4 separate regions of the Homo sapiens genome follow, and all the other regions are linked to region 1. Evidence: chromatin contacts called from ENCODE Hi-C or POLR2A ChIA-PET data. All regions are on one chromosome and are shown on one strand. The core of a region is the stretch at or near the end of the contact, and the rest is flanking DNA. Distances in the headings are between cores, read along the strand shown. Region 1 holds the start of AAK1 (AP2 associated kinase 1). Region 2 holds the start of MXD1 (MAX dimerization protein 1). Region 3 has its middle 16 kb from the start of LINC01816. Region 4 has its middle 19 kb from the start of PCBP1.

What was found. A loop is a pair of places that touch in the nucleus more often than their neighbours do. ChIA-PET counts read pairs that join two places held with the same protein, here RNA polymerase II (POLR2A). Pooled maps may share reads with other maps.
Region 2: a loop to region 1 is called in a map of K562, with 2.2 times the contacts of the local background. The contact joins the promoter of MXD1 here to the promoter of AAK1 in region 1. A Hi-C loop is called at or near these places in 1 of 168 maps with a recorded cell type or tissue (K562), 4 of 37 single-sample maps with no recorded cell type and 13 of 50 pooled maps. POLR2A ChIA-PET finds 5 or more read pairs at or near these places in 7 of 52 experiments (CD4-positive, alpha-beta T cell, CD4-positive, alpha-beta memory T cell, HepG2 and 3 more).
Region 3: a map of natural killer cell shows a loop between it and region 1 (4-fold over the local background). The contact joins the enhancer-like site here to the promoter of AAK1 in region 1. A Hi-C loop is called at or near these places in 3 of 168 maps with a recorded cell type or tissue (naive thymus-derived CD4-positive, alpha-beta T cell and natural killer cell), 18 of 37 single-sample maps with no recorded cell type and 21 of 50 pooled maps. POLR2A ChIA-PET finds 5 or more read pairs at or near these places in 6 of 52 experiments (CD4-positive, alpha-beta T cell, CD4-positive, alpha-beta memory T cell, GM12878 and 3 more).
Region 4: a loop to region 1 is called in a pooled map, with 4 times the contacts of the local background. The contact joins the enhancer-like site here to the promoter of AAK1 in region 1. A Hi-C loop is called at or near these places in 5 of 50 pooled maps. POLR2A ChIA-PET finds 5 or more read pairs at or near these places in 5 of 52 experiments (GM12878, T-cell, activated CD4-positive, alpha-beta T cell and 1 more).

The regions. Positions count from the first base shown.
Region 1 is chr2:69,640,520-69,646,404 of GRCh38, reverse strand. It overlaps AAK1 (AP2 associated kinase 1), which reads left to right and starts at 2,666. Exons shown (of 22, transcript NM_014911.5): 1 at 2,666-2,830; 2 at 3,131-3,527. The coding sequence starts at 3,365. It also overlaps a transcript of ANXA4 not described here. RefSeq lists enhancers at 880-1,482, 2,238-2,507 and a silencer at 2,588-2,917.
Region 2 is chr2:69,910,233-69,916,651 of GRCh38, reverse strand. It overlaps MXD1 (MAX dimerization protein 1), which reads right to left and starts at 1,543. Exons shown (of 6, transcript NM_002357.4): 1 at 1,249-1,543; 2 at 432-531. The coding sequence starts at 1,321. LOC124906176 (small nucleolar RNA U13) reads right to left here and starts at 3,957; the gene lies at 3,853-3,957. RefSeq lists a silencer at 940-1,169 and enhancers at 1,820-2,019, 2,120-2,229, 1,712-2,317, 2,330-2,379.
Region 3 is chr2:70,138,321-70,144,168 of GRCh38, reverse strand. No RefSeq gene overlaps it. Among named protein-coding and RNA genes, the nearest start is that of LINC01816, 16 kb to the right of the region's middle. RefSeq lists silencers at 541-590, 1,521-2,230, 2,718-3,012, 4,778-5,072 and enhancers at 921-1,060, 1,071-1,430, 2,651-3,190, 4,815-5,356, 5,357-5,848. Within about 2 kb of position 2,953, at least 40 of the 41 ENCODE cell types and tissues checked have a DNase peak (open chromatin) inside an H3K27ac peak, as active enhancers do; they include CD4-positive, alpha-beta T cell, GM12878 and natural killer cell, where a contact is called at or near this core.
Region 4 is chr2:70,103,043-70,109,238 of GRCh38, reverse strand. It overlaps the pseudogene MRPL36P1. Among named protein-coding and RNA genes, the nearest start is that of PCBP1, 19 kb to the right of the region's middle. RefSeq lists an enhancer at 5,757-5,806. Within about 2 kb of position 4,423, at least 18 of the 41 ENCODE cell types and tissues checked have a DNase peak (open chromatin) inside an H3K27ac peak, as active enhancers do.

The sequences.
Region 1 (5,885 bases), core at 1,417-3,916:
TATGTAAACTATTATACTGGATGCCCAAGGAGATAAGTAGAAGATGGTTCTCTGGCTTTGAGGTGTTTGGTTGAGACAGCAATATACATTAAAAGTTGAACAGGAATGCAAAGCAGCATGGGACAAATTATACAGAAAGTGTGATAGTTTTGAGATTATAGTGGCTGATCTGTTCATTATTTTGTACTCAGGAACTAAAAAATTACTAAGAGTTGTAAGAGCTCTGGTTTTATAGCTGAGATAATAAGCCCAGTGACACAAGTGGTCTAGGATCCCAGCTATGAAGTGGCAAGAGGTTTCCTGTCTCCTGGTCCTATGCTGCTTGTGCGTGGGTTTCTAACTATTCACGAGTCTTTTAATCAGTTAATGTTTGCTCTCTCTAAGTAGACAGTTTAGTATAGCCAGGTAAGAACTGGGCTTTGAAACTAAAATGTTTGGGTTTGAATCCTGGCTTTGCTATTTACTGTGTGACTTTGGGCAAGTCACTAATCTCTTTGCTTTACTTACCCACCTATAAAATGAGTATAATAATGGTACTTTACTTCATAGGGTGGTTGTGAGCATTATATACTTAATATATGTAAAGCATGAAAAACTGTGGATTTGTCATTATAATTGCTATTAGTCTGTGAGGGAATGGAGGGCAAGGAATCTAGTCATGTTTTTTGTTTTTTAAACCTCTTCCCTCAGCTTCTGATCAGAGCATTCACGTGGGTGTTAAATAAATGCATGTTAGCTACCTTAAGCATATTGGGAGTTTTTGTATCACTGAAGTAAGACTTGAGATTTGTGTAAGCCTGGACTAGTCTGGTACCAGAGAAGTCTAGAAAGGTAAAAACTGAGATAGCATCAGATTGATTTTAGGACCTAGCACAGCTTGTTTAAAAAAGTCAGTCAAGACAAATAAGTGCTGAGAGAAATGGGGGTCAATGAGTCTAATTCCAAATGAGCTTTCTCATCTATTTTAAGATCTGCTTCAAACTTCCTCAGACAAAAATCTGGCCTTTTAAGGAAAGTGCAGAGAACATGCCTTCGTGGGCTTAGTTTGAGGGAATAGGGGCTGCATTTCACCCTGGAGGTGGCTACATGAATTCGTGAACTGAGGTGACAACACTGACTCTCTCCGGAAGAAAAGATGCTATCTCTTCACGGAGTTTAATTACAATGGCACTACTTGAAACAAGCTGCAGCAGCAGCAACAACAAACGCTACTGTTAACCCAGTCACAGCTCAGCTCAATATTCAGATTAGAGAAAGCAAGAACCATTTTTTTCCCTGGGACACCCTTCTCTACTCAAATACCCGCTGAAAAAAAAATTCTGAGACAAGCACTAGGGAGTGGGGAAAGCGGGCAGAGATGAACAATAACCCATATTCAGGGGTTAGAAAAATAATATTAATAAATCATGGTAGGTTTTTTTGTTTGTTTTTGGCAGCAACTTGCCACTCTTCAGCATCATCCATCAGGAAATCTAGGTCGGAAAAGTGTACCAACTGACCTTCCAAATTTTCTGCATTTGGCAGATGCAAATCACACAGTCCATCCCCGCCCTCAGCACTTGGACGGTATCAGGGAAACGTAAGTATCAATGGAAGAATCTTGAAGTGAAAAATAAATAACTGGTCAGGTTAGGGTTAGTGTTCTTGTGTGCAAGGGAGCTAGTGAAGTTTAGGCTTTGATGCGCACCCACAGCGTCAGCAAAGGAGGAGGAATTAAGGGACAGCATGGGCCGAAAAGCCCCCGAGTTTTGAGGTCAAGCCAACGGGCTGGGTCTCCGGTATCCTAGGATCTGCCCTGCACACAACCTTTGGCAGTTTCTCGGTTTGAATCTCGCCTGTACATTTCCAGACGAGACACTGTCTTACTGAGCGTTCTCACAGCGCCTAGCTCAGAGCTGACCGCAGAGCCGGCTCTCAATAACATCGAGACGCAAAAGCAGCTTTTGAGGTTAGGGGCGGAAGGGCATCGGTTTTACTTATTTCAAGGCTGGCGCTCGGTGCAGCCGGATCCAACTGCCAGCACAATGTTCCCGATCACTTCTCGCTTCCATTTCAGCCCAGGAGACGTCGGGAAACCCACAGGACCCGCTAGGGGCTAAGCGGTTAAGCCGCGTCCTTCAGGTGTCAGTCTCGATCCGTTCGGAAACCACAACCTCCAGAATCCCTTGTGCCAGGAGGCCAGGCCGCAAATAAGATGGCTCCAGAAGGGTGGAACATACAGCGGGGGGGGGGGGGGGGGAACTTAGTTGTTGGCAGTTTCTTCACGGGATGTGTTTAAATTGCCGAGTCCCCACATACGCGCCACCCCACAAATCTCCTTCGAGGCCGTGGAGGCCACACGGCTGCCGCCTCGCCCTCTCCTCCAGGAGTATGCTGGGATTTGTAGTCCAGCAGCCGGACTGTGCCGAGCTACCTTTCCCAGCTTGCCCTGCGGCTCGGGTGATATCAACAGTCTTTTCCAGAACTCTGTCTGCACTGAGACCCTCTTCCCCCAGTCCTCTTCTCGCGGTCGACTCCTTCCCATCCGTGGCGACAGAACGGCGGTTGCAGGAGAGGCCCCGGTCCCTCGCCGCGCCGCCCCGAGGGGCACTTCCGGCGGCGGTTCACTTCCTGGTTGGGTGGATGGAGCCGGGCGGGAGCGCGCGCGGGGGAGGGGCGGCGGGTCAGTCTCCGCCCGGCGCTCCCGGGATCAGCTGGCGGGCGGGCGGGAGCCGAGCGCGGCCCCGGCTCTCGCTGCAGCGCCGCCTCTTCTCTGCGTCGCAGGCCGGCCCGGCGGCCGTGACAATGTCGCGGGGCTGGTAGCAGGGCGCCGGCCGCCGAGCCGTCTCAAGTGGGTGCTGCCAGGATGCCGCCTCGAGGGGCGGCGGGGAGACCCGGGAGGAGCGGGAGGCAGTGCCCGGGAGGGTCGGCGCTGCCGGAGCAGCTCGGATCCCTCCTTTCTCCGAGCTCCCGGCTCGGGGGTCCCGGGTTCTGGGGCCGGGGTCGCGTTTTCAGCCCCACGGTTTTTCTCGCCGGGAAAATACATGAAGCGTTTCCCCAGGATGATGGCTTTTGCTCCCCCTAGGACTCAGCGGTTGAATTTTTAAGCGTGTTACTGATTCATCCTCTCTTTCTTCCTCTGTCATCACAGGTTTAAACTTACACGAATCGCTTTCTGGAGGAGGAGGGGACCCGCTGCGCGATTGACACGCATATTCCTATAGGCATCCTCCCTCAGCCCCCACCCCCACGGCCGGATTCGGGTGGCTCCTCTCCGAGGTGAAATCTGAGAAGAAATCCTTGGATCTCTTTTCTTAAAAAAAAAAAAAAAAAAAAAAAATCTAGAAACCATCGGTATTTTGCTTTGCTGCTCCCTATTCGCAAGATGAAGAAGTTTTTCGACTCCCGGCGAGAGCAGGGCGGCTCTGGCCTGGGCTCCGGCTCCAGCGGAGGAGGGGGCAGCACCTCGGGCCTGGGCAGTGGCTACATCGGAAGAGTCTTCGGCATCGGGCGACAGCAGGTCACAGTGGACGAGGTGTTGGCGGAAGGTACGGTGGGGCTCAATGCGCCGTAAATTAAAATCTTGTGCTGATGCGGCAATACTGTGGTTTCTAGTTGTTGCATGTATGAATGGGCTTTGACCAGTTGACCCTCCCTTCCCCCTTCACTTGCCCTGTGAGTCATTGTCCTTGAGAGATTTAAAATTGAGATTTGAAAGTGACTGGGCTTATGGGGGTGTGGGGAGGTTGCCGAAATTGTTTACGTTAGTGGCCTTTTATTTTTATTTTTTTAATATTGAGAAGCCAAATTTTGAGGATCACACAAGAAAACGTATGTGTGAAAGTGTAAAGCTTTATGCCAAAGGCAGGGTGATGGGCTTGTCATCCTCCTAAAACTTAAAATCTTGATGTGAAGGCTGAAGGGTGGGGGGACTTTTAAGAAGAGAGGGGTTTCTCCTTCTCCTACCCAACTTTCCCACTTCCATGAGCAGGCATTGGAAGGAAGAGAGGATTTTCGGAGAACGTGAACGTGTTTTTCCAAGGGCCAAGGCTCTTGGTGGATTTCACTAGTAGATTTGTTTCCTGACCCAACTGTAATCAGGTCCCCAGGTTATAGCAAAGATAACAGAAATTACATAAAACAAATGTGGTTATTTTGAACTCAGTCTAGTAGGCCCCTCTTCCTTCTCGCTTTAGGTTTTGTTTTTTGTTTTTTTAATCAAAAGAAAAATTACTTGAGAGTGGCTCTGATTTTGTTTTTTCGCTATCAGAGAGGATGTTATTTAGATCTGCTGCATAAATTCCCTCTGTGTTTCATCTGTGTGTCTATACTCACGTAGATATACATCTTGATTCCCCCAGGCTTTCGGGAAATCTTTGCATGTCTCTTTTGGTAACCTTAACCTCGACCTTCATAATTATGCCAGACTCATACTTTTCACAGCCCTTCGCCTGCCTAGTGTGCTTTTATTTTTAATAAAAGCAGCAATTTCCTTGGCATGAAGCAATTCAGACTGATTGGATGGGGCCAACCTGCTGTAGGTTGTGTTATAGACCGAGAGGGGTTGGAAGAAGGGAGAGGTCTCTCTTACTGCAACATGGTGATGGTAGGGAACAGTTTTATTAGCAAGGGAAGAGAGAAAGCTAAGAGGCCTCTTTAAAAAGGGGCCTTTTGCAAGCTAAAGTTGAAGCAAGGGTCCTGACCTGGGCCTGGGAAATGCTTACCATGGTGGATGTTGCGGGCTGGTGGGTGGGTTTGGAAGAGGAAGAAGCTGTGTTTGGCTCTCAGCTTGTGTAAGCACTGGATTCAGCAGGGCCCAGTTTTCTGGGAATAGAGTTGAAGTCTGTACTTTAAAAACATGATTTTTAAAAAAGATCTCTGACAGTTAATGTCCATGTGAAATTATTGCTCTTCCAATCTCAGTACTGTTCTAGCTGCGCTTTATCTGGGGCCAGAGTCACTGTCCCCTTGGATCTTTCCCGTGGACTTTGGTGCAGGCTAGGAGATGCTTCTGTGCCCGCTGCCAGATCCGCACCCTTGAGTCTGATCTGTCTCTTTCATCCCTGTGCCAAAGCCCTTAACTGCAGTGGGGTGGAGAAACAGTGAAAAGGAGAGTGTGTCAGAGAGAAATCAGGAGAAACGAAGGGCCACAGAACACTTTCCTCCCCTCTGAATGGCCTCTGCTGACCTTATAGCCCACGAGCGTTTTGTTCAGCTAGGATGTTGTCTCATCACGGATGATGCTGCCCTAAGCGGTGCATGTTCTCCAAGTGTGAGAGAAGTGATAGGGAAAAGAAAAGGCAAAATTGGTCTTTGTTACCTAGGCTGCCTTCCTCTTCTCTGGGATTCATCTTTGAGAACTGCGCATCACGTATTGTGATATTTTTACACAGAATTTAGGACTTGTAGCTCTGCATTTATTCATTCAACAGTTTATGGAGTTGCCTGTGAAGTGCCAGGTGCTGTGCTAGGCTCTGGGGGTATACTGTTAAACTAGATGCTAGCTTTTACCAACTGCTTTAAGAGATGGAAAATAGCCAGTTATAGTGGATTGGTAAATGCCATCATAGAGATAAACTTAGGGTGCAGTGGCCCCCAGTTTTAGGGAGCCCAGGATTTCTGAAGGAAGTGACTGAAGAGTGAGTAGGAGTTAGTGTGGTGGCACCATGGGCAAAGACAGAGTAGCGAGAGAGAATGTCACGTAAAACTGGGTCTGGCTATGCGCCCTTTTTGTGTTCTTTGGCTTAAGTTGAGTTTGAATTTGTGGCTCTTAGAAGTATGTAGATATGTAGGAGCCAGTATACAAAGTATTTATGTAGCACCTACCAAGTCCAAAGACCCTATGAAGTTCTGAGATGGATGAGGGAGGTCTATAGTGTGATTGACATCTGCCTTTAAGGATCTGC
Region 2 (6,419 bases), core at 294-2,793, 270 kb before region 1:
CAAGTCAGGTACTTTAATGTGTTTATAAAATCATTACTATGAAAAGTAAAAGAAATGGATAATGTCCAGCATTTTGACTTATAGAAAACTTGCCCTGAATCTGCAACTTCTGAAGGGAAAATACTGTCACCATTGCTAATCTCACTTGAAGCTTCCACAGATTTTTTTGTTCCAAAAGGGAAGAAAAGTGAAATTAAATTTTGAATAAAGTTCATAAAGAAATGTAAAACATTTCTATTTTTCTTTTCAGTTCCCTCAACCCAAACAGAAACAGCTTCCTGCAATGGCTTAAGTCCATGTGTACATTACTGAATCATGACGGCCACAATGTAATTTTATAGGGTTATAATCACAACAGAAAACTTACATTCAGCAGTTTGTGTCACCTACAATATAATCTAAAAGACAGAAAGAAGTATTTACCAAATTACCTGCTACTGCTGTTATTCTTTTTGGATTTGTTCCTCCGTTTTAAGGCATCTCTGTCCTTGTTATTGTATGGTAACATGGAGGCATAACCATGTTCAGCTTCTAGAAAACAGGAGGATCCAGTTAATGAATGGGCCCAGAATATTTAATGCTCTCTCCTCTCTACAGTATTTCCTTTTTCCTTTATTTATCTTTAAAAGAATATTGTGGAAATAATTAAATGGAGTAAGGTGGAATTCTGAGAACAATGATTTAAAAAAAAATTGTGTGAATATCGTCAATTCGGAGCAGGTGTAAGGAGGATTCCAGCTGCTCATTGTTGAGAAAGACACAGTAGTGGCTAGGCTCACGCAGCCTGGGTTTCCCACTGGCTACATCCAGCAGGTTGGTGCGGGTTAAGTGGAACCAGCTCAGGCGAAGGTGCGGGGCAAGCACCGTGAGCCGGGGACCGGGAGGCGCTGCTCCTCTGCCCAGGAGACTGGGGCGCCGGGCCCACCTGGGGGCCGGCCGGGACCAGCCCGGGTGAGGTAAACCAGGGAGGCTATCGGAGGGGGCCCCGGCCACCCACTCGTGAAGGGCTGGGGAAGGGGCGGCGTTCGGGACCCCGGCGGGCGGCAGCCCCTTCTCCACCCCATTCATTGCTTTGGGGCAGCGGCGGCTTCCCTTCGGACCGCGCGTGGGGAGAGCCAGAGGGGTTGGGAGCGCTCGCGGTCTCCCCGCCTCCAACCACCCCCGGAGCGGCTGGGCGCCCGGACCTGAGGCCGGCCCCACAGGACCCCCGGCCTCGTTTCGAGTGGACCCCTCCCCGTCCCCGTGCACCTCTCTCCCGCCGCTCCAGATAGTCGGCCGCCTCCAGCAGCATCTGGATGTTCATCCGAACCGCCGCCGCCATTCTGCACCGGGGGCCGGAGCCACGGGACCAACCCCCACTGCCCACGGGCTCGCTGCCGCCGCCGGACCGCTGTGGAGCCCGCTATGGAGCCCGCTGTGGAGCCCGCTGTGGACCCCGCGGAGCAGGGCTGAGGGAGCCTCTCTGGCAACCACGCTCGACAAGAGAGGGAGGGGGCCAGTGAGCTGGGCACCGCCGACACAGTGACAGAACCCGGAGCAGAGCAGCAGCCGCCACCGCCGCGGAGTGTTTATCCCCGACTCACCATCTCCCCGCCCCCAGCCCCTTCTCTTGACAGGCCAGCTTCGGCCGCGTTCCTCATTGGGCCCCCCAAAGAATGCCCCGCCCCTACACTTGTGCGATTGGGAGAGGGCTTCAGGGCTCCACCCCGCAAAGTCCGCTCCTCTCGCTGGTTGGTCACACTTGACAAGGCCCGGGCTCCACCCCCTCTTTCCAACTGGTGACAGGATTCGCAACTCCGCCTCGTGCTCCTTCCTTGTTTCCCATTGGTTCTATACCAACAACCCGGGCCCCCTTTTGCTTTGTTAGTATTGGCCAAGAGCTGCAGAAGGCAAGCACCTCGCCGGTCTCCCATTGGTGAAGCCTTCGGAAACCTCCCAGCTACGATGATGTCACCTTTCTCCAGGCCAGGCGAGCCCTAAGTGGCTGATGGTCAGCAGCCTGGCTGCTCCTCACCGGGTCTGGCATTGGCTGGGAGGGCCGGTCCGGCGCTGGGCGGCGCTGATTCACCAGCCGCTGCGGAGCTCTGCTCCACCCGGCCTTGCCTCGGACCTGTTGCCAAGACCTGTCCCCGGGGAAAACTTCCGGGGACCTGCCAGGCGTCCATCGAATGGAAGGCTGGCACCTCGTGTCGCCTGGGCGCTCTGCCCCGCTTGGGTTCGGGGCCGGAGCCCTCGGTCTGGTGGCCGCGGCCCTGGAGGTTCTGGGCTTCGCGGAACTCGGGCTGGCGAGGGCCCAGCCTCGAATCCTCCCGAAGAGCGGTGCAGGCTAGTGGCCGGTGAGCCGGGAGCTAGGGCAGGCGCCACGTGGCTGCTGCGGGGCTTGAGAAGAAAAGCCGGCCGTTGTTAAATGCTCGCCGCTCGGCGTTTTTTCTGCCCTCAAGAAAGAGCTGGAATCGGGCTGCAGTATACAGCATTGAGCTCATGCGCCTTTTCCGCACCCCCCTCCACCCCCGGGAAGTGATGGAATAATTAATTACTTTCACGCGAGCGGCTTTTTAAAGCTCAGAGACTTCCTGAACCTACAGAATGGCATTAAACCCTAAGATTCTTTGCTTAAATCTCTTTTGGGGTTTTCCCCTCCCTTTTAATTCTAGATGAAAACACTCACAAGATTATTGTTTTTGTTTGTTTGTTTTGAAAGGGAGTTTTGCTCTTGTCGCCCAGGCTGGAGTGCAATGGCGCGATCTCGGCTCACTGCAACCTCCTTCTCCCGGGTTCAAGCGATTCTCCTGCCTCAACCTTCTGAGTAGCTGGGATTACAGGTGCCCACCACCACGCCCGGCTAATTTTTGTATTTTTAGTAGAGACGGGGTTTCACCATGTTGGCCAGGCTGGTCTCGAACTCTTGACCTCAGGTGATCCACCCACCTCAGCCTCCCAAAGTGCTGGGATTACAGGCGTGAGCCACCGCACCCGGCCAAGAATACTCTTTAAGACGTCTGCAAATTGTGTGTTTCCGCATGGGGTGGTACCAATATAAATGCTTAATAGAATGTTACGTATACAGAACTAAAAAGGTTAAAGATCGGTCCCTAAACCTATTAAAATTTTTGAAATGAAAGCTATCTGGCAAACCAAGCTACACTGCCAATGTACTGACAGACATCTCCAATTTTAAAAGTAGAAATAAAGTTCTTGGTAGGTTGAGTCCCCAAAATACAAATGAGTAAAGCATGAACATATTTCTTTTTTTAAAAGTTTATTATTGTTGCCAATATATAATAGCTTACTATGTGTAGGTATCCTACCTACATTATCTCTAATCCTCAATATAACCCCATGAGGTAGGTTGTGTTAATTACATTTTGCACGTGAAGAAACTGAGGCCCAGGGAGGCTAAATGATTTTCCCTGTCATGCATTCAGCTGCAGACATGGAAACTGAACCTATGTATGTCTCACCCAGAGCCCAAATTACCAATCCTCCTGTTGGTAGTTGTATAAAGACAAGGTGGTTTAAACAGATTTCCAGACTGAGTCACAAAACACTGACAACTCAAGTACTGAAGAAAAAGAAAGACAAAGGTGTAAATGTAATTATGGTGGGAAATATTAAACATGTATTTTTTAATGTCCACAAACCCACTAAAATTAAATCAACTCAATAAATAGAATAAACATGTAGTAAATCATGCCTGACATATAGGCATATTCTGGTTTCAGTGGTTAACTGGATCTAAAAACTGATTCTTTATGAAAATACTAATGAAATACACATACTGAAGGTAAAGGTTTTCAAAGCACAATACAAAGTTGGAAATGAAGGTAGAAATATAACAGTTTTTTTTCTCCATATCAGACAGGTAATGTACTAACGCTGTAACAAGCTCTTTGGGAGGCACATCTCATACATGCAATGGGAACACCTAATTACTATGTTTATGAACTATAAAAGGATCTAAGTTTTAAAAGAGTATTTTTAAATTGGATGTTATTTGTAAAACAAACTTCAAAATCATAAACGAGTGCAATTCTACTAAAGTACCCAAAGTGATAATACTAAAAATGCTTTGATTTCATTATCCTGACATTTTGGATTTTGTATATATTTATATTTTCTCTTTAATTTTATTACAAACATTTGGCATATGTCTTTAGTCTCTTACTCTCAACTCTTTATTTTAACCAAGTCCTATTTCAGTATCATGACCCTTCCTCTACAATCACCCTGACCAGAAAGTCACACTTATTTTTGTCTTAAAAAGGGGGAAAAAAGGTTGAAATCTGAGCCAGAAACAGCAAATAATTTAAATGCCAACAAGTCTAGCTTAGACTCCAAACAAAAATACTACATTATATAAAAATTAGAGAATCAGCTGAAGAATAGACCATGTTCGTTCCTTGGTGGTGGATGAAATTATCAATTAGCCAGCAACACCAACTAGGGATTAGTATAATGAAGACCTTCAAAGGGTGTTTGGTGCCATCTACTGGAAATGAAGTAGTAAGTATAAAACAAAGGTTTTGAGATTCGGAGTTTTCCTAGAAATTATTTTACACAGATGTATGGAATGACCAGTTAATTAAGAAAACCTGAAAGTATAAGTTTTGAAGAAAGAACTGAGAATCCTAAGATAATGAAGAAGTGGTGACTTTCAATACCTAGTGCCTCAAAGGCATGGCCTAAGCATTGACTGACTGAGAGTCACAGCTCCAGAAATAGAAGCTGGGAATTCTAGAATGTTTGAACCAGAATTTTATGACCAGAACTTTAAATAAAAAGTTATGTGTAATAGCATAAACATGGGATGACAATAGTTTATATCTTTGAGCACATATCAAGATAAACTAATTGAGATATATACTTGAAAATGGGGAATTACAAAGACATAAAATATTAGACTTGTCAGATAATCTTTACTGCCAAGTTAATCTCTGCCCAGTCTCCTCTGGGAGGCTTATACTCCAGATGGGCATAGGACAGTATATTAAGAGGTAAATGCCAATACTGAGCAAGCAGCAGGCTCATCACACACTATGGAGTTCTCTGCCGGAGATGCCGCTTCAGAGAGCACCCCAGAGTGGCAGGGAAGAAAACTGTTACCGTATTATAATCCTGAAGTGCCTAAAAAGTTCTATCACTATGGGAATTAAAGCCCCCTATTTATAACTGAGTTTGATACCTCCTAACTACTATGACATTAAAATATATTTTGTCTTATAAGGTTTTGAGGAATTGATTTTGTTCCTCGAAGCAGATAAATCAGGATTTCAAGTTTCTGGTTCAACAGTATCATCTCTTTCTTTGTGGCTATTTTGGACACACTAATATGATACCTAACATCATAATATTAAATTTTAAAAACCTTTAAAAACACTGTTTTGCAAAAATTAGTCACTCTACAAATCTGTGATTTAGAAAATGAGGCAACAGCCAGGGGCCGTGGCTCATGCCTGTAATCTCAACACTTTGGGAGGCTGAAATGGGAGGATCACTTGAGCTCAGGAGTTTGAGACCAGACTGGGCAACATAGTGAGAACTCACCTCTACTCAAAAAATAAATTAGCTGGGTGTGGTGGTGCAGCCTGTAGTCCCAGCTACTTGGGAGGCTGAAGCAAGAGGACTGCTTGAGCCCAGGAAGTTGATGCTCCAGTGAGCATAATTGCACCACACAGCACTCCAGCCAGAGCAGGTAAACAAACAAACAAACAAAAAGGCAATGGCTAAATTGTCATATGTATATCACACAAAACACTATGCAGCAGCTTTTTAAAAGGTAGATTTATATATACTGTCAAGAAAAGATCCCTAAGGCACAGTGTTGAGTAAATAGATTGTAAAATAACCCTTACAGCATTTTCTTTTTAAAGGCCCAAACTATGTATTTTCCCAATTTCCTACTCTGCTATATACATACAGGCATGGACAAAAGATACAAAGCAAAGGATTAGCAGAAAGAATGGGCAATATCATTCTGAGTACTGTTCGAAAGGAGTTTAGCTTTGTCACGATGTTTTAAGACTGTTACAAGAAAGACGCTTGCCACAAATGATATTTCCTAAAAGAAAAAAATGTAATATTTAACTTTTCTTCTGTTGAGGCAAGATAAGTCAACTGCATATATCATAAATAAGATTTTCTTACTTTACAAGAAGGAAGAACTGAGATCCTGTTTTTTGAATGCAAGTTAAATACAAAATAAAGTACTTGGGTAACTAAAGGTAATCAGATGTAAAATGAAGATCAAGGGACTAGGTTAGTGAAAAAAGGTTACAGAACTATATTCACAAATTCAAGACATGGGTTGAGCGTTGCACTCTGTGCCAGCCACTGTGTGGTGCTGGGGCTGCAGAGCTAACCAAAGAGATCCCCCACTTCTCCGAGCTCACTGTCTAATAGAAGAACCAGACGTAATAAAA
Region 3 (5,848 bases), core at 1,704-4,203, 500 kb before region 1:
CTACAAAGGTTCCTAAGAAGGGACATCTTGGTTGCCCAGGCTGGAGTGCAACGGAACAGTTTTGGCTCAATGCAACCTCTGCCTCCCGGGTTCAAGCGATCCTCCTGTCTCAGCCTCCCAAGTAGCTGGGATTACAGGCGCCCGCCACCATGCCCGGCTAATTTTTGTACTTTTAGTAGAGATGGGGTTTAGTAGAGACGGGGCCAACATGTTGGCCAGGGTGGTCTCAAAACTCCTGACCTCAGGTGATCCACCCACCTTGGCCTCCCAAAGTGCTGGGATTACAAGCATGAGGCATCGCATGCCGCCCGATTCAGAAGCTTTAAAGTGTGGTCCAAGATTCTGCATTTCCATCAAGCTTCCAAGTGATGCGGAAAGTGCTGGACAGCAGGGAGGCTGCTGGCCTGCAGACTGCACCAGACTGCACTTGGAGTAGCAGGTCTAATGCCTGATACAGTCCTGTAACGTCCCTCCCACCTTTCACTGTCACTCATGGGGAGGGCAGTGCTGGAGATGGGTGGAACTTAACAACTAGTGGCCAGGGCCATGTACCAGTGTCAGCTTTGTGCCACTCTCTCACCAAACTGCTCCAACTGCTGGGGCACTAACCTTGTTCCTTAGAACTAGTTCCCCACTCAGCAGTTCCAGAAGTACAAAGTGGGTTCTGTAGTTCTGTGAATTCCCTGCACAACTTTTCACTGTCTTCCCCACTCCCACCATCTTGCAGGTTCACAGTTTAGAGCCTGGGTTTGAAACCCCAGTCTGCCACTCTTTTATGCGCGGCCTTGGGCATGACTCTGAGCCCGTTTCCTCCGGATGATGTGAACAGTGATTAGATACCGTGGACGAATCACTCATTTTGTCCATTGTTTGAACTTTTCCTCTTCTACCTGTTCCTCTAAATTAGCCTTGAAGCTAAAAGGTGCTTTTTGTCCCTTCTTAGGAATCTTTGTAGTTAATACCACTGTATACAGTCAGACCACAATTTTGTTTCATGAAAAAGGCTGGAAGTAAACATAATGAAAGGTTAAAGATGCTTGGGGATGCTAAGAATCATTTTCTACCTATCTTTTCCCTTTTCCCCCCACGTTTTCTATAATTAACAATATTAACTTGATAGGTTTGAAAACAGTCAAAGTAAAATAAACGGCATGAAATCAAGCTTCCACCCGCTCCGCTGAGAGTAGGAGAAGAGAAAGAGAAACGCGCCGACCGCGCCTGGCTGGGGCTGGTCACGCGGCAGCCGCCCCCACGCCTCCGCCAGATGACGTAAGTCACGTTCTCCACTCGCCCGCGCCGCCGCTTCCGGGGGGCTCGGCTGCTTTGCTTCCACCAGGCGGCGCCGCAGGACGCTCAGTTGCCAATGCCTCCTGCGCAGCCGCCCTGGCGCACGGGACACGTCACCACCTTCGCGTCTTTTCTGGAGAGCGCGGGAATGAGAGCGCCGGAGGGTGGTGACGTCACCGGGGTTCCCTGCGTGGCTCGCAGGGGCGGGGCCAGGTACGTGGCGCGCTGCGGCCCGCCCGGGGATCGGGAGGGGAAGGAGAACAGAGAGGGGGAGGGGAAGGAGGGGGAGGGGAAACCAGCGGGACGGGGAGGGGCGAGGTGGGTGGTGCCGATGCCTAGTCTAGCCAGGGCTGACCGGGCCGCGCCCGCCTCGTGACCACTGTGGGGCTGCGCTGCGGGAAAGGTGCTGACGAGGCGGGCGCGCGAGCTCGGCGGGGAGGGGTGCGGCCGGTCGGCGGCTGGCCGGTCCCCGACTTCCCGGCACCCTGGGCGACCGCTCCCTCGTGCGAGCGGGACCACGCCTGGACCGGGGCCCGCAGGTTTTACAGGGCAGCGGGGGGGATTTGGGGCACGTGGGGTCGGGCCGCACCCCGACCTCGAGACGGCGCGGCGCTGCGAGCAAAGAGCCGTCGCGCCCGGAGCCAGGCCCCGCCCTACCTGGGATCCCGTCGCCCTCCCGTCCCCGGGCCTACACCCGCCCCACCTGGGATCCAGTAGCCCTCCCGCCCCCGGGCCTACACCCGCCCCGGTCAGCTCCGGCCAGGTCGGGGAGGAGGAGGGCACGCGCCGGGAGGACCGCGACTGGCCGCCTGGAGCCCGTGGCTCAGGCTTTCCCAGCCGCTGTTTTCCCCTTTGTACATCGGGATCCGCTTCGCACACTTAGTTTCTGCCTAGCACATGCTGGGTGTTGTGTCCAGATACACTAATTCTTTTTCCCCTTCTTCCCCGCCAGTCACTAGAGCCGGTCTGGAAGGGCACTAACGCCTGGGTAGTCCTTCAAACAAAAAGCGTTGTGTGTCTTGCTTACTGGCCGTTAATAGAAGTTTCCCCTTGAGAGTGGCTTTGGTTAGGAAAAAGGTGGCAAAGGGCCCATCCCTGAACTGATTAGTTGAGCCTGGGACCTGATCAGAATTGAGGGGAGGAGTGTTACCAGAATTTTCTCTGTGCCCCGCACTTGCATAAGTGCTTATGGCTAGGAGCCCTGTGTAGGGCACACATTACCTTGGGGCGCCCTTCGCTTCTTTCTCCTCTTGCTGCCCCTTCCCGGAATCTCTCACCTCATGACGTGACTATGGTCAAGTCATCGTTTCTGGGATGGCCTGACCCCTGGGGACACGCCAGCCTCCAGGAGCTTATATGAGGCTGGTTTACCAGAGTAGACAGTGTAAGGCCCTGTCCTGGAAGGAGGAACATGAATATGTCCTGAAGTGCTTGTGTCATGTGTCAGGGGTTGTGCTAGGCTTTTCACATGAGTGATCTCATTTGATTCCCACAGCGGTCCTGTGAGCTAGGGGGAATCATCATCCCTCTATGTAGTTGAGGAAACTGGTTCCGCCGGTTTAAGCAACTTACCTCACATTTCACAGTAGGGAGGTGATGGTTGTAGGGCTTTGGCAAGAAAGTGTCAGTACCTGGTCAGGCCCCTAGGGTGTGAGACGCTCAGGGCCATCCTGGAGGGTATGGGTGAAAGCATGTAACACCGTGGGTTTCCCCCCCTCTGTCACCCCATTCTCTTGGCCACCGCTACCATTTATATCAAGGCAAAACCAGGTTAGGTGGCAGATGGATAGTGTTCGAGGCAGAAGAAGCCCCAGAGGGCAAAGACAGGGCAATTCCTTCTACCCCTCACCCCACACACACTTTGCTTTGGTCATGGATGGGTTAATGGAAGGACTCCTGTGTATCAGACTTGGGTCTTTTTTAGCACCATCTGGCAGAAGTCACCTCTCCTCACACTTGCTGCTTCTACAAAACATTGTTCACTTGGCAGTCAGCAGTGCAAAAGGCAGAAGTGTGGTGCGTGTGTGATTTGGATTCAGTGGACCCCAGAGACAATTGTGTTGTTTGCATTATGTTGCGATTGACAGCCCATAGACACTGCTGTGTTGTATGTGGAACCACAAAAGACGAGAAAGGCAACAAAAGCAGACGTTCCCTCTCCTTTTAAAATTATCTTGTCGCTGGGCACGGTGTCTCATGCCTGTAATCCCAGCACTTTGGGAGGCCGAGGCAGACGGATCACGAGGTCAAGATCGAGACCATCCTGGCAAACATAATGAAACCCCGTCTCTACTGAAAATACAAAAATCAGCTGGACGTGGTGGCGCGTGCCTGTAGTCCCAGCTATTCAGGAGGCTGAGGCAGGAGAATCGCTTGAACCAGGGAGGCGGAGATTACAGTGAGCCGAGATTGCGCCACTGCACTGCAGCCTGGCAACAGAGCGAGACTCTGTCTCCAAAAAAAAAAAAACAACTTGCCTGCAGGATTGGATAGAGAAATTCCCAGGAGAAAGCAAACAAATAAGGGTGCAGGCATTTGTCCTTCAAAACAGGCGGGCAGATCACAAGGTCAGGAGCCAAGACCACGCCATTGCCCTCCATCTTGGGCGAGTGAGACTCCGTCTCAAATAAAACAAACAAAAAATCCCCAGGGCTTTGTAGGTAGACGCTTTTTGGCTTTGAACAAGGCAGGTAGCTTCAGTGTTTCAGATCAAGGAGTGGATGTAGGTTGAAGTGGGCAAATCACTTGAGGTCAGAAGTTTGAGACCAGCGTGGCCAACATGGTGAAACCCTGTCTTTACTAAGAATAAAAACATTAGCTGGGTGTGGTGGCACACACTTGTAATCCCAACTACTCCGGAGGCTGAGGTGGGAGGATGGAGGATTGCTCGAACCGGAAGGCGGGGGTTGCAGTGAGCCAAGATCGCACCACTGCACTCCAGCCTGAGCAACAGAGCAGGACTCCATCTCAGAAAAAAAAAAACAAAAACGAGTGGTTGAGCCTGATTGACCCAGGGACACGTTTTGTTTGTTTGTTTGTTTTTTGTTTTGTTTTGTTTTGTTTTAGATCAAGGACCCTCTCTGTTGCCCAGGCTAAGTGCAGTCGCACAATTATAGCTCAGTTAACCTCAAACTCCTGGGGTCAAGCCACCATCCCACCTCAGCGTCCTGAGTAGCTAGGACCACAACAAGCACATGCCACGGCGCCCGGCTAATTTTTAAAATTTTCTGTAGAGATGGGGTCTCGATACGCTACCCAGCCTGGTCTGGAATTCTTGGCCTTGAGTGATCCTCTCGCCTCAGCCTCCCAAAGCACTAGGATTACAGGCATGAGCCACAGCACCTGGCCCAGGGACACTTTAAACAGGGAGTGAGGCCAGGGGAGGTGGCTCATGCCTGTAATCCCAGCAATTTGGGAGGCTGAGGTGGGAGGATCCCTTGAACCCAGGAGTTCCAGACCAGCCTGGGCAACATGGTGAAACCCCATCTCTATTAAAAAAAGAAAAAAAAAAAAACCACTAGTCAGCGTTGTGATGCACGCTTGTAGTCCTAGCTATCTGGGAGGCTGAGGGTAGGACGAAAGCTTGAGCCCTGGAGATTAAGGCTGCAGTGAGCTGTGATCACACTCCAGCCTGGGCGTCGGAGAGAGACCCTGTCTCTTAAAAAAAACTGTGGGCGGAGTGAGTTTTTCTATTTCTTTCTTTGCTGACAAAGCGGCCCTTTCTGTCACAACATACTTATTGAAACCTGCTGGCCGGGCGGGGTGGCTCACGCCTGTAATCCCAGCACTTTGGGGGGCCGAGGCGGGTGGACCACCTGAGGTCAGGAGTACGAGACCAGCCTCAACATGGAGAAACCCCATCTCTACTAAAAATACAAAATTAAGGCTGGGCGCGGTGGCTCACGCCTGTAATCCCAGCACTTTGGGAGGCCGAGGCGGGCAGATCATGAGGTCAGGAGTTCTAGACCAGCCTGACCGACATGGTGAAACCCCGTCTCTACTAAAAATGCAAAAATGAGCTGGGCATGGAGGCACACGGCTGTAATCCCAGCTACTCGGGAGGCTGGGGCAGGAGAATCACTTGAACCTGGGAGGCGGAGGTTGCAGTGAGCCGAGACTGCGCCACTGCACTACAGCCTGGGCGACAGGGCAAGACTCCGTCTCAAAAAAACAAAAAAACAAAATTAGCTGGGCATGGTGGTGCATGCCTGTAATCCCAGCTACTCGGGAGGCTGAGGCAGGAGAATTGCTTGAACCTGGGAGGCAGAGGTTGCGGTGAGCCGAGATTGTGCCATTGCACTCCAGCCTGGGCAACAAGAGCGAAACTCCATCTCAAAAAAAAAAAAGAAAAAAGAAACCTGCAAGGCATGGGCCCTCGGGAGCTTATAGTCTAATAGGAGAGGGGCTGGAAAGTGGTTGTAATTTAGGTGAAGTTTAATCAATTGGGTTATAAACCAGTTTGGCAAACTTAACAGGAGGGGTTTGGCCATCCTTGAAAGTACCTGTGCTTCCAAGTACAGCCCTGGCAGGACCCAAGGCTAGTGGGAGACCAGGTAAGCTC
Region 4 (6,196 bases), core at 3,174-5,673, 460 kb before region 1:
CGGCCTCCAAAAGTGCTGGGATTACACGCGTGAACCACCGCACCCGGCCTTCTGTCTTAATTTTCACAAAAGTATTTGGCCCCAAAGGCAGCCGATGCAGGGGCAGAGTGTGAATGTCACAGGAGCCTCTGTACCTGTGACTCTTCCCACCCAGGCCCCGCCCCGCTGGGGGTGGCAGCCCTGTGGCCTTTGCAGCCAAGCAGCATGAGTCATCTTGGTCACTTGTTAAACCTTAGCTTCAGACTCAGAGCCGCTTTTGTTTTTCAGTTGAATCGGCAGCCCCGGACACACACATACCCCACCACACACCCACACACAAGCACGCGCGCGCACATGCGCAGCCAACCAGGCTTAGTTCTTAAGTGGGAGAACATATTGTTTGTCATAATTAATGTCACATTCCTGAACCTGGCCTTTCTCTGCCACCCTAGGGGCTGATGGTCTCTGTCTGGGAAGCCCTGTATGCTATCAGTTAGGGCGGGAGGTTGGGGAAGAATTCAGATCCGACCAAAGGAACAAGGCAGGAATTCATCCTCCTGTGACTGAAGGGACGTCCACAACCCAAACAGGGCCCCACTATTCCAGCCAGGGCGGCAGAGCCTCTCCTTGTCCTCCCACCCAGGGTTGGAGATTTAAGTCTCCATACGTCTCAATTCACTTCTTAACCCCAGTGGTTCTCAACCATGGCTGCATGTTAGACTCACTCAGGGAGCTTAAAAAATTTCTGATGCTCAGGTCAAAAACCAGACCAATTAACTCAGAACCTTTGAGGCCTTTACTCTTTGACCAGGTAGATTTATGATTTACAGGCTCAGATGGAGCCATACGCTCCGTCCAGCAGTCCTTCAGTACTCTGGGGTCCACAGCCCCAACAGTTTCCAGGCCCAAGAACAGTGATTGGACACCCCCACTGCTCTCTGGGCCCCCTCTGTCCTTCCTCAGTCAGTGTGGTTGAGAAAGTGCAGGGAAAGGAACACTCCTTTTCTCCCACTTCAGAGAAAGCTAGCAGCGTCCCCACCACTGCTGGCCACACACCCTGTGACCTCTGTGCTTTGCTCCGTATGCTTTTTCCTCTGTCTCATTCTCAAATGTTTAGTCTGTTTGTTGGTCTTTTCTTCTTCAGCTTATGAACATCCTTGTGTCACTACCACCTAAAAAACCCAAATCCTTATCTCCATTCTGTCTCCCCTTCAACTTAGTACCTACCTCTTAGCTTAGTGGCTTCTTCTTCTTCTTTTTTTTTTTTTTTGAGACAAGGTCTCGCTCTGTCGCCCAGGCTGGAGGGCAGTGGCGCAATCACGGTTCACTGCAGCCTCGAACTCCCAGGCTAAAGCAATCCTTCCACCTCAGCCCCTGGAGTAGCTGGGACTACAGGCGCCAGCCACCACACTGAGCTAATTTCATTTCTTTTCTTTTCTTTTCTTTTTTTTTTTTTGAGATGGAGTCTCACTCTTTCACCCAGGATGGAGTGCAGTGGTGCAATAATTTTTGTATTTTTGTATTTTTAGTAGAGATGGATTTTTACTGTGTTGGTCAGGCTGGTTTTGAACTCTTGACCTCAAGTGATCCGCCTGTCTCGGCCTCCCAAAATGCTGAGATTACAGGCATGAGCCACCGCACCCAGCCTCACTCAGCTAATTTTTGTATTTTTTGTAAGAGACAGGATTTCAGCATGTTGCCTACACTGGTCTTGAACTCCTGGGCTCCAGTGATCCTCATGCCTTGGCTTCCCAGAGTGCCGGGATTGTGGGTGTGAACCACCGCCTGGCCCTGCTAAGCTTCTTGAAGGAGTAGCCCAGAGGCAGTCTGCATATTGTCACCTCTCCTCAACCATCACAGGCGGCTTTCGCCCCAGCCCAACAAAGATACTCCCCACACTCACTAAGATCACCAATGACCTCCTTGCCACCAAATCCTTCCTTTGCTCATTTTCTTTTTCTTTCTTTCTTTCTTTCTTTTCTTTCCTTCTTTCTTTCTTTCTTTCCTTCTCTCTCCTTCTTTCTCTCCTTCTTTCTCTCTCTTTTCTTTCTTTCTTCTCTCTCTCTCTTTCTTTTTTTCTTTTGAGGGGGACAGAGTCTTGCTCTGTCGCCCACGCTGGAGTACAATGATGCAATCTCGGCTCACTGCAACCTCCACCTCCTGGGTTCAAGCAATTCTCCTGCCTCAGTCTCCCGAGTAGCTGGGATTACAGGCACACGCCACCACGCCTGGCTAATTTTTGTATTTTTAGTAGAGACGAGGTTTCACCATGTTGGCCAGGCTGGTCTCAAACTCCTGAGTGCAGGTGATCCACCCACCTTGGCCTCCCAAAATGCTGGGATTACAGGCATGAGTGAGCCCCTGCGCCCGGCGCCTGTTACAAATTAATAACACTAAAATAATAGCATTGCTTTGTGCCATTATTCCTTCATTCATTTAAAAACTTTTATTGAGAAACTACAATGTGGAGGCACTGTTTCTTAAGCTCTATGGCTATTTTTTTTTTTTTTTTCTGAGACGGAGTCTAGGTCTGTCTCCAGGCTGGAGTACAGTGGCTCGATCTCAACTCACTGCAACCTCTGCCTCCTGGGTTCAAGTGATTCTCCTGCCTCAGCCTCCCAAGTAACTGGGATTACAGGCATGTGCTGCCACACCTGTCTAATTTTTGTATTTTTAGTAGAGATGGAGTTTCACCATGTTGGCCAGGATGGTCTCGATCTCCTGACCTCGTGATCCGCCCACCTTGGCCTTTCAAAGTGCTGGGATTACAGGTGTGAGCCTCCATGCCCGGCCAGCTCTATGGCTGTTATGAACAAAAGATATGTGGACTCTGCTCTCATGAAGCTTACATTCTAGTAATAAGAAACAAAGCCAGGCACAGTGGCTCCCGCCTGTAATCCCAACACTTTGGGAGGCCAAGGTGGGAGGATCACTTGAGGTCAGGAGTTCAAGATCAGTCTGGCCAACATGGTGAAACCCCACCTCTACTAAAAATACAAAAATTAAGGCCAGGCATGGTGGCTTACGCCTGTAATCCCAGCACTATGGGAGGCTGAGGTGGGCGGATCACCTGAGGTTGGAAGTTCGAGACCAGCCTGACCAACATGGAGAAACCCCGTCTCTACTAAAAATACAAAATTAGAAGGGCGTGGTAGTGCATGCCTATAATCCCAGCTACTCGCGAGGCTGAGGCAGGAGAATTGCTTGAACCTGGGAGGCAGAGGTTGCAGTGAGCTGAGATCGCGCCACTGCACTCCAGCCTGGGCAACAAGAGCGAAACTCCATCTCAAAAACCAAAAACAAAAACAACAACAAAAATTAGCCTGGCATGGTGGCACGCCCCTGTAATCCCAGCTACTCGGGAGGCTGAGGCAGGAGAATCGTTTGAACCTGGGAGGCAGAGGTTGCAGTGAGCTGAGATCATGCCACTGCACTCCAGCCTGGGTGACAGAGTGAGAAATGAGATGTTATATTTAAAAAACTTCCACTTCTTTTACTCTTTTATTTTTTAAAATTTATTTATTTATTGTTTTCAGACAGTCTCACTCCGTCACCCAGGATGGAGTGGAGTGGTGTGATCTTGGCTCACTGCAACCTCCCCCTCCTGGGTTTAAGAGGTTCTCCTACCTCAGCTTTCCTAGCAGCTGGGATTAGAGATGCCCAGCTCCAAGCCAGGCTAATTTTTGTATTTTTAGTAGAGACAGGGTTTCACCATGTTGGCCAGGCTAGTCTCGAACTCCTGACCTTAAGTGATCCCCCCACCTCGGCCTCCCAAAGTGCTGGGATTACAGGCGTGAGTCACTGCGCCCTGCCAAAACTTCCACTTCTGATAGCAACCACAAATATGAAATATGCAGGAATAAAGTCGACCAGTAATGTGAAAGACATTATGAAAAAAAAACATTCAGAGAAATAAAGGGAATCTTTAAAAATGGAAAGAAACACTATGTATACCTAGATTGGAAAATCTAATATGAATTTTAAATTTTAATTTATTTTGGAAATACTTTGATGTAATAAAAATCAAAAGTTTAAATCAGAAAAAATAATTTTATTTTTTATTTTTAAATATTTTCTGACATATTCTGAGTCTGACTTTTGTTTGAGGAAATAATTTTAAAATGTTGAAAAATGGTATAAGACTGGTGCTACCAGTCATTACCATTTAGTACTTGGAAGTGATAACCAAACAGTGTGGAGCTGGCACAGGAAAAGACAGGTATGTCAGTAACACAGAAAGAAAAGACAGGTATGTCAGTAACACAGAAAGAAAAGACAGGTATGTCAGTAACACAGAAAGAAAAGACAGGTATGTCAGTAACACATCAATAGGAAAAAGGATAGATTACTTAGGGAATGACAAAATGTTTCATCTTGATGACAAATCTCGTAGGTTGGAGGTAGCTGCTTGCAGTTCTAATCGGGCTGTGAGGCCTAGTCTGAGTTTAGCCAGGAGTTCTGCATTTGATTAGAAATGTCTTCCGGGGGCCCGGGAAGGGGAGACAGATTCACTCGGACCACATATTTTCCCTTCTTGGATTATTCAATAAATATCATTGGACAACGAGCCTGCAATTTGGGGAAAAAAAATTACTAGCTCTTCCCATCATATATAATATATACCCAAGTAAATGTCAGATGGTTTAGATTTAAATAGTATAACAAAATGGAAATATAAAATACTAGGAGGAAAAAAGAGGAAATTTTGAAAAACAATTATTGAAGTTAGGGAAGGACTTTCCAAACCTGACTTTAAAGACAGAAACCATAAAGTTAAAGATTGATAGATTTAGCTACTTAATCATTAGACACTTCTGCAGAGCAGAAGTTAAAAGAAAACTGACACATTAAAAAAATGCATTATATGTCGAAGCGTTAATATTTTACTGTATAACGAGATCCTCAATCATTAAGAAAAATACGAACACTCCAATAGAAAAAGGTGAAAAAGATACGAATAGGCAATTCACTAAAGGAGAAATGCAAACAGCTGAGAGATACATAACATTTCTTTTTACTCACCAGTAATCCAAGAAATGAAAATTAAAACAATGCTATACCATTTTTTTCACCTGCCAAACTGGCAGAGAAAAATCTCCAGTGTGCTTAAGGATGGGGGAAACAACACTGAAATGGAGAAAATCCCAGCTAACTGGGCCTAGTCACTTTGGACACAAATTCTACTTTATAATGGTTTCCTATTTCAGAAAGCAGTCAAGCAGTAGAGGCATTTACTGGAGAGATCTGCAAAAGTTGAGAAAGGAGAAGACCTCTATGGCTAAACTATAATTCTGTAAATTTGTGGTTAGCAAGAATATCCTGTCAGACTGTTAAATTCTAGTTTCCTTTTCTTATTCTAAAACATCTTTTCTGAAGAAATGGGTCATGAGGGCTTAGCCTATTTTCCCCTAACAAAGCTTTAACATCTTGGATACCCAAATCCCTTGTTAAAATTTTGGGTATAAACTGGCCCCACCTTAGGGTACAGTGAGACAGCCCCCTACTGGGGATCACAGCATTGGCTTGAGGCCAAGAAGCCCACCCAGATGGGCCACTTCCTCCCCTGTGAGGAACAGGGGACTCACAGGTCTCCAGTCTTCTAATCCTGATCTGACACAGGTACAATAAACTCCATGTTTGTCACCTTGTTCTCAGTGGTGAGCTACAAAAATTAGCCGGACGTGGTGGCCGGCGCCTGTCCCAGCTACTGGGGAGGCTGACGCAGGAGAATCGTTTGAACCTGGGAGGCGGAGGTTGAAGTGAGCCAAGATCGCGCCACTGCACTCCAGCCTGGGATAGAGCCAGAAAAAAAAACAACAACAGTGCTCTTATAATAAATAAGACAAAATGCCCATCCCAGAAAGAAAACATGCAAAGGATATAAAGAGGTGGTTTATAAAAGAAAAAATATAAATTCAAAAATCATGAACCTTTCAGAATGCAAATTAAAATCACGAAGAGATCCTGCTTTTTGTTTAACAAATCAGCAAAGGCTAAAAAAAAAAGCAAGATGATGCCCAATGTTGGTGAAGGTACAGAAAAAGGGGCACAGTGATGACAGTACACTTTGGTAAAATCTTTCTGTAGAGTAGCATTTCTCAAAGAGTGGTGGGGGGCCCTAGGGCGCCCTCAGATCCTTTCAGGGGTCTGAGAGGTCAAAACTATTTTCTTTTTTTTAATAGGAAAATGTTTTTTAATTGGAACATTTTGGAAATAA